Linked DNA regions of Homo sapiens: region 2 is linked to region 1. A link is a contact called in ENCODE Hi-C or POLR2A ChIA-PET data. All regions are on one chromosome and are shown on one strand. The core of a region is the stretch at or near the end of the contact, and the rest is flanking DNA. Distances in the headings are between cores, read along the strand shown.

Evidence for each region. Hi-C counts contacts between places; a loop is a spot of excess contacts on that map. ChIA-PET counts read pairs that join two places held with the same protein, here RNA polymerase II (POLR2A). Pooled maps may share reads with other maps.
Region 2: a map with no recorded cell type shows a loop between it and region 1 (3-fold over the local background). The contact joins two enhancer-like sites. A Hi-C loop is called at or near these places in 2 of 37 single-sample maps with no recorded cell type and 1 of 50 pooled maps. POLR2A ChIA-PET finds 5 or more read pairs at or near these places in 1 of 52 experiments (activated CD4-positive, alpha-beta memory T cell).

Annotation. Positions count from the first base shown.
Region 1 is chr5:87,192,385-87,197,676 of GRCh38, reverse strand. All of the region lies in intron 2 of LOC101929380 (a long non-coding RNA gene), which reads right to left. Among named protein-coding and RNA genes, the nearest start is that of LINC01949, 44 kb to the left of the region's middle. Within about 2 kb of position 2,461, at least 4 of the 41 ENCODE cell types and tissues checked have a DNase peak (open chromatin) inside an H3K27ac peak, as active enhancers do.
Region 2 is chr5:87,017,914-87,023,205 of GRCh38, reverse strand. No RefSeq gene overlaps it. Among named protein-coding and RNA genes, the nearest start is that of MIR4280, 94 kb to the left of the region's middle. RefSeq lists enhancers at 2,726-2,845, 2,876-2,935. Within about 2 kb of position 2,930, at least 12 of the 41 ENCODE cell types and tissues checked have a DNase peak (open chromatin) inside an H3K27ac peak, as active enhancers do.

The DNA of each region.
Region 1 (5,292 bases), core at 1,212-3,711:
CTCCAGGCTGCAAATTCTGTTTAAGAAATTTAAGTCTGCAAAAATAAAAGGTTGGAACTGCATATATTATGAAAACCAAAACCAAATGACACTTAATAAGCATGTCCTTTAATAACACAGCAAGTTTATCAATAATCTAACAGTTGAGGTAATAGGTAGTAGTCATTTTTTTTTTTTTTTTTTTTTTGAGACAGGGTCTCACTCTATTGCCTACACTGGAGTGCAGTGGCACAATCATGGCTCATTGTAGCTTTGAACTCCTAGGCTCAGGCGATCCTTCAGCCTTAGCCAACTTAGTAGCTGGGACCGCAGGTGTGTGCCACCATGCCTGGCTAATTTTTTTATGGTGACTAGGGTCTTGCCATGTTGCCCAGTCTGGTCTTGAACTCCTGGGCTCAAGCAATCCTCCCACCTTGACCTCTCAAAGTGCTGGGATTATAAGTGTGAGCCACTTCACCCAGCCTAGATAATCTTATTAGGACAAATGCTTAGGACTACAAACAGGATTGTTCTATGTTATATTTCTGGGTCAGTATTTGGTGGGACCAATGAATTAGCTGATTTTTCATTTTTTCTTGTGTATTTTAGAATGTTTTTATAATTGGCAGATATTACTTTTAAGTGAAAAAGATAAAATCTCAAGGAAAGGCTGAGTGCGGTGGCTCACGTCTGTAATCCCTGCACTTTGGGAGGCCAAGGGGGGCATATCACTTGAGGTCAGGAGTTTGAGATCAGCCTGGCCAACGTGCTCAAACTCTGTCTCTAATAAAAATACAAAAATTAGCTGGGCATGGTGGCACGCACCTGTAATCCCAGCTACTTGAGAGGCTGAGGCAGGAAAATCGCTTGTACTCAGGAGGCGGAGGTTGCAGTGAGCCAGGATAGCACCACAGCACTCCAGCCTGGGCAACAGAGTAAGACTCTGCTGTGACACCACTACCAACAAAAAGACTCCCAAAAAACCTCAAGGAAAATAAAGAGTACACTCCTGGCAAGTAGCATTTTCTAAAGCTACTCTTGAAGAGTGGTCTATATTAGGAAAATCTAATTTCCTCAAGAAAGCAAAATCTTTTCTTGACTGAGTATTTCACAGAAAACAAAATACTGTGTGTGTGTGTGTGTGTGTGTGTGTGTGTATTTTATATATATATATAAAATATATATATATATATAGAGAGAGAGAGAGAGAGAGTGATAGAGAGAGAGAGTTTAGTAAGGAAAATATACTAAAAAAACCTCCTCAGATTCCTTAGAAAAGGATAAATTCAGTACTTTCTCAGAATTTACATTTTGTTAAGAGTAGCAACTAGGTTTATTTAAACTAAATTTAGTTAGTTTAAATAAACTCAACAGTCAGTGTGTAAGGCCTTGTAGCCAGCATCCTTGCTGCTTTGCCTATAGCCTCCTGGCCCACCCTGAAGGTCAGCTGTGGCTGGGGTGGGCAGTTGCAGTACTTGCCAACAGCTTTCTGCCTCAAGGACCTGTGTCTTTGCCTCAGGGTCTTCTCTGGATACTTGGAGAAATGCTTGGCCTGAGTATAGGACAGGCCAGAAGTGATTTGTATTAATCCTCTCAGGAGCAACCTTCAAACTAGGAGGGCAGAATTGAGGGATTTATGGCCCAGCTTCCTCATCTCAGAAGGACAATCTGAGGCATGTCCGCCATAGTTTCTCAGTGGGTCCTCAGCAGTACTGGGCCCAGTTGCCCATAGCAGAAGCCTGCTTCTGATTAATGTACCCTTTTCAACTTTCCTTCCTTTACTATGTCACTTCCTCACTCCTCACTTCCCAAACACTTATATCCAAATCCTGTGTCACAGTCTGCTTTCGACAGGGGAATACAATCTAAGGTTGCCTGCTAGAGACAGCTTCTTGAAACAAAGGCTATTTCGTGTTTACTCTGGAATTCCTGATACTTAACATGCCCCCAGCACATATAAAAATCAGATATTTTCCTAGGCCTCAATTAGATCTGAATAACAGCAGAGAAGACAGTCAAGAGTTCTACAGAATGAGGTATACTGGATTAATTTCTATAAGAGACGCAACAAAAGTGCTATAGCATGTAGTCACTAATTATAAATTAGGAGATTGGCAAAGGCTTTAAGGAGGAGGTGGTAGTAAATCAGGCATTTGAAGGATGCACAAGATTTTGTCAAGTGGAGAAGAAGGATTAAAGTGACATTCCAGGCAAATGAAAGAGCAACATCAAAGTCTCAGAAGTGTTAGGGTACATGGACTACTGAAAGAAAATAATAGCGCTCCTGGGCTGAACCTCAGAATACATGAAATAAGAGGGCAGAAAGCAAAATGAAGCTAAATTAGTCCATGGCAGCCTGCACATTCGAGGAAGCTCTGAATAGACAGGGAGAGAATGTTTCAGAACTGCACATATAGAGCTATGTTTTTGGTGTGACTTCTAAAAAAAAAGCCTCACCCACGCATTGACGGTCACTTCCTTTGCTAACATTATTTTGAAAGTCTGACTCATTAATAGAGCATTTTTCCTGAAACTCAAGACATTTAGAATTTGGATATATTTTTCTTTTGTTTCTTAAAGAGGACAAGAAAAAGAGAAAAGAGCTTCTCTTCTTGTCTGGGATTTCGACAAATGTTTGTATCTCACATTGTCTAATTTATTAGAATTCATTTCTTTAAGCTTTCCACTTTGAAGCTATCACTTTTTCTGAAGGGGACCATGATGTGCTCATTCTCCTTATATAAATTAGTTTGTGAACAGAAAGATTTGGGAGACCAGTGCAATGATCATGTAGTATGACAGGTGGGATAAGCATTAGTCTGGAAACAAGGAAACCTGGGCTCTAACTCTGGATCTTCCTCATCCTGGCTTTTTGGCCTTTAGGGAATCTTTAAAACTTTCACTCTCTGTTCAGTGAGGTGTTGGACTAGATGATCTCTAAGATTTCTTCTAGCCCCAACCTCTTGTCCACTTGACAAAATCTTGTGCAACCATGGAGGACATGCCTCAGATTGTCCTGACATGATTAAATCAAGGTCAGAGAAGGAAACTGAGTCTCTTATGAATGTCACTAAAAAAATATTATTTGAAAATTGATGACATTATAACTTTTTGAAGAAATATAATGCAAACATCATTTTCACTAGTTCCTTTGAAAGAGCTATTTTTTTTCTGATGATTTAATGTCAGCTCCATCAATTAAAATAGGCATAATTGTGCTCGTATAAAATAGTAATTTTCTAAAATGCATCTGATGGCACCAGGCCTTGGGGCATATTTCATTAGTTGTTGGAAAGATAATAGCATTTAATTAAGGAATGAATCACAATGAACAAACTAGATTCTGAATGTATTTCCCACTGAAATATAGACATTATTGATAGATGATAGATGATAGTCTGTTTTAAGGGCTAGCATTCTTTAAGATGTTTTAGCACAAAACAAGGTTAAAAAAAATCTTATCTCCTTATAGTCTGAATAAAGTAGTAGCCAGAGAAGCAGTCTTCATAATTTACTTCTACTTTATCATGAACCTTCTAAATCGAGTTGTTTTTTCATATTGGAAAGTACTTTAGCTTATTCTGTCAGTGATTTTTCCCCCACGTGGTAATGATGGAAAGGTCTTAACTTACAGAGAAATAAATATGGGAACAATACCTGTTTAAGCAGCAAGCACAGGGGCAGGTGAGAGAGTCTGGGAGGAAGTTCTTTTGCCTCAGGGTCACTGTCATGCGAGAGTGCTGAACACAGCAGCATCCTCTACTAACTTTAAAATTTAGAAATCTCAAGTAGAGTTCCAGTATTATTCAGGGAATCTGAAAAGAAAAACCACTGTGCTCAATAAATATATATTTTTAAAGTCATATTGGGGCCGGGCACGGTGGCTCATGCTTGTAATCCCAGCACTTTGCGAGGCTGAGGTGGGTGGACCACGAGGTCAGGAGTTAAAGACCAGCCTGGCAACATGTTGAAACTCTGTCTCTACTAAAAATACAAAAATTAGTTGGGCATGGTGTTGTGTGCCTGTAATCCCAGCTACTCGGGAGGCTGAGGCAGGAGAATTGCTGGAAGGTGGAGGTAGCAGCGAGCGAGATCACGCCACTGCACTCCAGCCTGGGCTACAGAGCGAGACTCTGTCAAAAAAAAAAAAAAAAAAAAAAAAAAAAAAGTCATATTGGACTTGAGAACTCTCTAGCCTGATTATTTACTTTTTACACCACAAACAGTTCAAGAGAATACAAAACAAACTATACTTTGAACCTAATAGTACAATGACAGAATAATTATTTTTTTCCAAAACGTTTGAAAATATGTCCAGTGCACTTGTCAAGACAAAATTCTAGATCCACAAATACTAAAATTGCAAAAATGATTTTGGTGAGAAGTGGCGAGGAGACCAGGCAGGAAAGGTGAAGAAAGAGAATTAGCATTCACAGCATACTTTCCTGCCAGCTAGCCTGATATACACTTTATTTATGCTAATTTATATAATCTTCACAGACAACTCTATAAGGTAGGTGTTATCTTTATTTTACAGTGGATAGAACTGAGCTTCATTAAAGTTAATTAACTTGCTCATCATAGTGTGGTTGTTAATGACAGAGACCTAATTTGCTTTCAAGAGCTGTGCTTTCTAACACCATGCTGTGTTCTGCTTCAGATAGTGTATCTCTGCAGGAATTAAAAGCATATACTGTACATTTATTTTTCAAGAATCAAATCACTATCATTTGATTTTAACATAAGCATAGCAAAAGTACCAGAACATAAGCTTATCATTGTGAAACTACAGCAGATTTGGGTATCACAGGGTACACGTGGCAGGCTGGAGGGACCTCAGTTTAGTCTGACAGAGAGTTTGATGCACTTGATGGGAGCAAGGAGGACTGAACCATCAGAGGCTGGTGACTGGCCACCAGGAATCACTTGGAGCCAGTTACTTATTGGTAAAGTCAGAATAGGGTGAAGTGAGTAAGGCCTTTGCTCCAAGTGTAAAATTTAAGGGGGCACCCAAAACTCAGTAATTAAAATAAAAAATATTCTAATGCAATTTCTTTAAAAAATCCAAATCAGCAAATTACCTGTTTTTGTAAATAACACCAGGGATCAGAGTTCTAAGCCACATCAAATAGTGAATTTCTTTATCTTTCAGAGGTCTAAGGAAGAAGAAAGATCTCACTGGGTGAAATCAGAATGATTTTTACTGGATTCAGGCACTCTGTTTTGGGGGGCATAGGAGCAGTATATTCTCTGGTCCTACGCTAGCAAGAGTCTCCTACTTTCTTAGAGTAGGAGCTAGACTTGGCATGACTA
Region 2 (5,292 bases), core at 1,681-4,180, 170 kb after region 1:
GCCAACAAATATGAAAAAATGCTCATTATCACTAATTATCAGGGAAATACAAACTAAAACCACAATGAGATACCACTTTACTCCTGCAAGAATGGTCATGATTAAAAAAAAAAAATAGATGTTGGTGTGGAGGGAACACATCCCATGCTCATGTATGGGTAGAATCCATATTGTGAAAATAACTTTTACACTGCTGGTGGGAATGTAAACTAGTATAACCACTATGGAAAACAGTATGTTGATTCCTTAAAGAACTAAAAGTAGAACTACCATTTGACTCATCAATTCCAGTGTTAGCAGTGTCAAATCTGTATGGATCTGCAGCAACCTCAGTTCTTGCCTCCTCAGAAGAAAGAATTTGACTGAGCAGCATAAGGCAGAAGGAGAGACTGATGCAAGTTTTAGAGCACGAGCAAAAGTTTATTAAAAAGCTTTAGAGCAGGAACAAAAGGAAAGAAAGTATACTTGGAAGAGGGCCAAAAAAGTGACTAGAAAGACAAGTGCACGGTTTGACTTTTTGACTTAGGGTTTTATATGTTGGCATACTTCCAGGGTCTTCTGTTTCTTTTTCCCTGATTCTTCCCTTGGGGCGGGCTGCCCGCATGTGCAGTGGCCTGCTAGCACTTGAGAGGTGAGCATGTGCAGCGTGTTTACTGGAGTCGAATGCATGCTCACTTGAGGTGTTCTTCCCTTATTGGTGGAATGTCTCTGAGTCATATACAGTAAACTCCACCATTTTGCCTCTTATTGCACATGCTCAAGCCCACTCACCCAACTCCTGAGATCTTATTGGAGAGCTGCTCATCACCAGTTTCAGGTTTTTTCTATCTATAGGGAGACTGCCTTTTCCTGGTGCTGGCTGTGACCAATTATTTTCGAGAGATGGTTAACAACTGCCTGACCATCACCTGATTGTCACTTGACGTTCCTGGTGGGGTTTGGGGGAGCCCTCTCCTGCCATGCTCATGCCTGTCCCTAGCTACCTACTATAATGCCACTACTGGGTATCTACCTAGAGGAAAGAAGTTATTATATGAAAACGACACTTGCAGATGCATGTTTATAGCAGCACAATTTGCAATTGCACAAATATGGAACCAGCCTAAATGCCCATCAACCAATGAGTAGATAAAGAAAATGTGGTATATATACAATATAGAATACTACTCAGCCATGAAAAGGAACAAAATAATGTCATTTGCAGCAATCTGGATGGAGTTGGAGACCATTATTCTAAGTGAGGTAACTCAGGAATGGAAACCCAAATATCATGTGTTCTCACTTATAAGTGGGAGCTAAGCTATATGAATGCAAAGGCATAATAATGGTATAATGGACTTTAGGGACTCAAAAGGAAGGTTGGGAGGAGGGTGAGGGATAAAAGACCGTACATTATGTATAGTTTACACTGCTCAGGTGACAGGTGCACCAAAATATCAGAAATTACCACTAAAGAACTTATCTATGTAACCAAAAACCACCTGTTTTCCAAAAAAAAAAAAAACTACTGAAATAAAAAAAAACTACTGAAATAAAAAAAAACTACTGAAATAAAAAAAAAAAAAAAAGATGTCGACATCTGCCACTGACTCTACTGCCAGATTTCTGTGAATAGATAATGTTTCTGTTACAACTGAGTCAAATCCCTCCCTATTTAATAGTATGGCGGGTTGAATTGTGTCCATGAAAGACATGTTGAAGTCCTAACTTATGGTACTTCTGAATGTAGGTCTGCAAATAGGGTCTTTGCAGATGTTATCAACTCAAGATGAGGTTATCTGGATTAGGATGTCACCCAAAGACTGGGATCTTTATCAGAGAAAGGAGAAAGATATTTGAAAACAGAGACAGGGAGACATACAGAAGGAAGAGAGCTATGTGACCACCAAGGCAGAGATTGGAGTGACTGCAGGAGTCATCAGAAATTAGATGTCAAAGAAAAATGCTTCTTTAGAACCTTCAGAGGGAGTGCAACACTGCTGACACCTTTATTTTGGACTTATAGCCTCCAAAACTGTGAGATCATAAATTTCTGTTGTCCTAAAAAATATTTAAAAGAAATCACAAAACAAAAATCAAATTAACTCAAAAGTAAGAAGAAACAATAAAAATAAAGGAATGAATCAATGAAATTAACAGCAGCAAAATATTAGAGAAAATTAATGAAGCCAAAACTTGGTTTCTGGACAAATAAGTGAAATTGGTAAGTCTTTACCTATATTTATCAAGAAAAAAACCTGAAAGGAACTCAATTGCCAATATCAGGAATTTTACCCCAAGATGGTGGATTAAAGGCTTTTAGCATACCTTGTCTACTTGGAAATAGCAAAATCGTGCATCTAAATTAACACTGTGAGGATTTATTCAAGAAGAAATATTAAGAATTCACCAAAAAAGTGAAGGATACTTCAGACACTTGGGAAAGAGAAGGTAGGCAAGCAGCCTGTGTGGCAGTGTTTGGCTGAGGAAAGTGTGTGAAGCCCCGATATGTGAGAGGGGGAGTTTTCTTCTGTCACTCACCTTTCCACTGGCTGTTTATGTAACCCAGGCTATGGGAGAGCAACTTGTTTCTCCCAAACCCTGAAGCTAACTTGGGGAGAGTCTGGGAGACTGAGAGAGAAAAAGGACACTGGAAAAAGCTGCAGGCATTTCCCAGACCTAGGGCTGAGAGGAAGATTCTGTTTTCAATCTGGGCTCATACTAAGTCAGTCATTATTTGATAAGCTGGCAGTGGTGGCTGCTGCAGGCATTTTAGTCTCTGGCCAGAGATTGGAGTACTTGGTTTGCAGAAGGAGACCAGAATGAGTATGGGGTGTGCTCCAGCCATTGCAGCTGGAACTGGGCTCTCTCACATCACAGGACGGAAGTGGGAGGAGACTTGCTGAAGCTGCAGTTTCTCCCAGGCAGTGAGATTTGCAGCCAGAAACAGCTTTGTGACCTGGGACTAGTCTGTGTGTGACATTGTTGGGTGCCCCAGCCTGCTGCCTTAGTCACCTTAGTCAGTTGAGGGAGTGAGCCCTACCGGTTCTGAGGAGAGGGAGGGAGGTGGTTCCCTCTCCACAGACTGGATTGGGAACATGGGCCACCCCTCCCTTCCTGTGCAGAGGTGGCTTCTCTACTCCTTGCCTGGTTATATCTCCAGGCATTTTTGCCTCCAGGCATTTGGTGTACCTGCTCCCACCCCTGCAGGGTTACTTGCCCTCTCTCCAGACTTGAGCTGAGACTGGTCCCACCCATCGTGGGACTCTGTCCTGCCCGGGCAGTCTTAGGCTTTCTATTTTTGCATCACTCAATCCTGAACAGACATTCACCAGAATGTGCTCAGACTGTGCTCAATTCTGACAACCACAAAAGGCTGACAGGATTCAGGGGAGCTGCAGAATTCCTGGAGGTCTAACAATTAAAGCAGATTGTCCCTGGGGGAGGAAGAGTACAGCACAACAAAGCACCCCTTGGGACAAAGGAGATTAGGGTGGCACTCTCCTGTGCTCTAAAGCTACTTGCTTGGGAGCTGAAAGTGATTTCATACCTCCCAGCACAGATGCAGGTGCAGCTCTGGGCTCTGTATGGGAGGATCATGGTTTTATCTCAGTGGCCAGGTGGCACCCGTGCTCAGAAACAGATATAAGAGGGGGACTTCTCCTCCCAGCTTCCCCCACCCACTGCTGCACACATAGCCTTGGCTATTCTCTCTTTTTTCTTTTCTTTTCTTTTCTTTTCTTTTCTTTTCTCTCTCTCTCTCTCTCTCTCTCTCTCTCTCTCTCTCTCTCTCTCTTTCCTTTTCTTTTCTTTTCTTTTTCTTTTCTTTCTTTCTTTTTTGAGACGGAGTCTCGCTCTGTCGCCCAGGCTGGAGTGCAGTGGCGCGATCTCGGCTCACTACAACCTCCGCCTCCCGGGTTAACGCCATTCTCCTGCCTCAGCCTCTCCGAGTAGCTGGGACTACAGGCGCCCGCCACCACGCTCGGCTAATTTTTTGTATTTTTAGTAGAGACGGGGATTCACCGTGGTCTCGATCTCCTGACCTCGTGATCCACCCGCCTCGGCCTCCCAAAGTGCTGGAATTACAAGCATGAGCCACCGCGCCCGGCAGCCTTGGCTATTCTTATGGGAGGTTGGTACAGTTGCACCTGTGGATGGCCATTCCAAGGCTATAATGGGCACTGCAACCCCATGGGTGGTGTGCCCACTGGGCTGGGCTTACAGAGTGGGCAGGGCCCTTCTCCCTCTCTACATGGAGCGGCTGCAGGAATGCTAATCAGACGAGCTGCAAAGCTATCTATGTTGCGCTGAGGGAAAAGGTCTTTCCTGAGGCCAATCTGTTGGAAAGCAACGGTACAGGTATTTTCCGTGACCCTCAGCTGCATGGCAGCCTCGAGATCAATGACAGTGTCCATCTGAACTGAAAGTGACAAGCCCCAGGATAGAGGTGGGGCTGGTACAGCAAGGTGACCCTCATCCCACACCCCCCACCACACACACTGTGGACCTAGATCTACTCATCTTTGTCCCCCATTCCTGGGCCTGCATGGAACTCAGGGAACTGGGCATTTCACAGACCAAACCACTGCCTGAGACAACAGAGAGTCTCTTCCAGTAAAGAAAGATCAAGCACATACCCATCAGTTTCTGCTGCAAGTGGGATAACTGGCTAGCCATAGGCAGAAGATTGAAACTGGACCCCTTTCTTACATCATATACAAAAATTAACTCAAGAAGGATTAAAGATTTAAATGTAAAACCCAAAATCTATAAAAAGCCTGGATGACCACGTATGCAATACCATTCAGGACATAGGCATGGGCAATGATTTCATGACAAAGACGCCAAAAGCAATTGCAACAAAAGCAAACACTGACAAACGGGATCTAATTAAACTAAAGAGCTTCTGCAATGCAAAAGAAACTATCAACAGAGTAAACAGACAACCTACAGAATGGGAGAAAATTTTTGCAAACTATGCATCTGACAAAGGCCTAATATCCAGCATCTATAAGGAACTTAAACACATTTACAAGAGAAAAACCAAACAATCCCATTAAAAAGTGGGCAAATGACATGAACAGACACTTCTCAAAAGAAGACATACATGCTGCCAAAAATCATACGAGAAAAAGCTCAACATCACTGATCATTAGGGAAATGCAAATCAACACCACAATGAGATAGCCACTGACTGGTGTGAGATGGTATTACTAAAAAGTCAAAAAGTAACAGATGCTGGTGAGGTTGCAGAGAAAAAGGAAGCTTACACACTGTTGGTGGGAGCGTAAATTAGTTCAACCATTGTGGAAG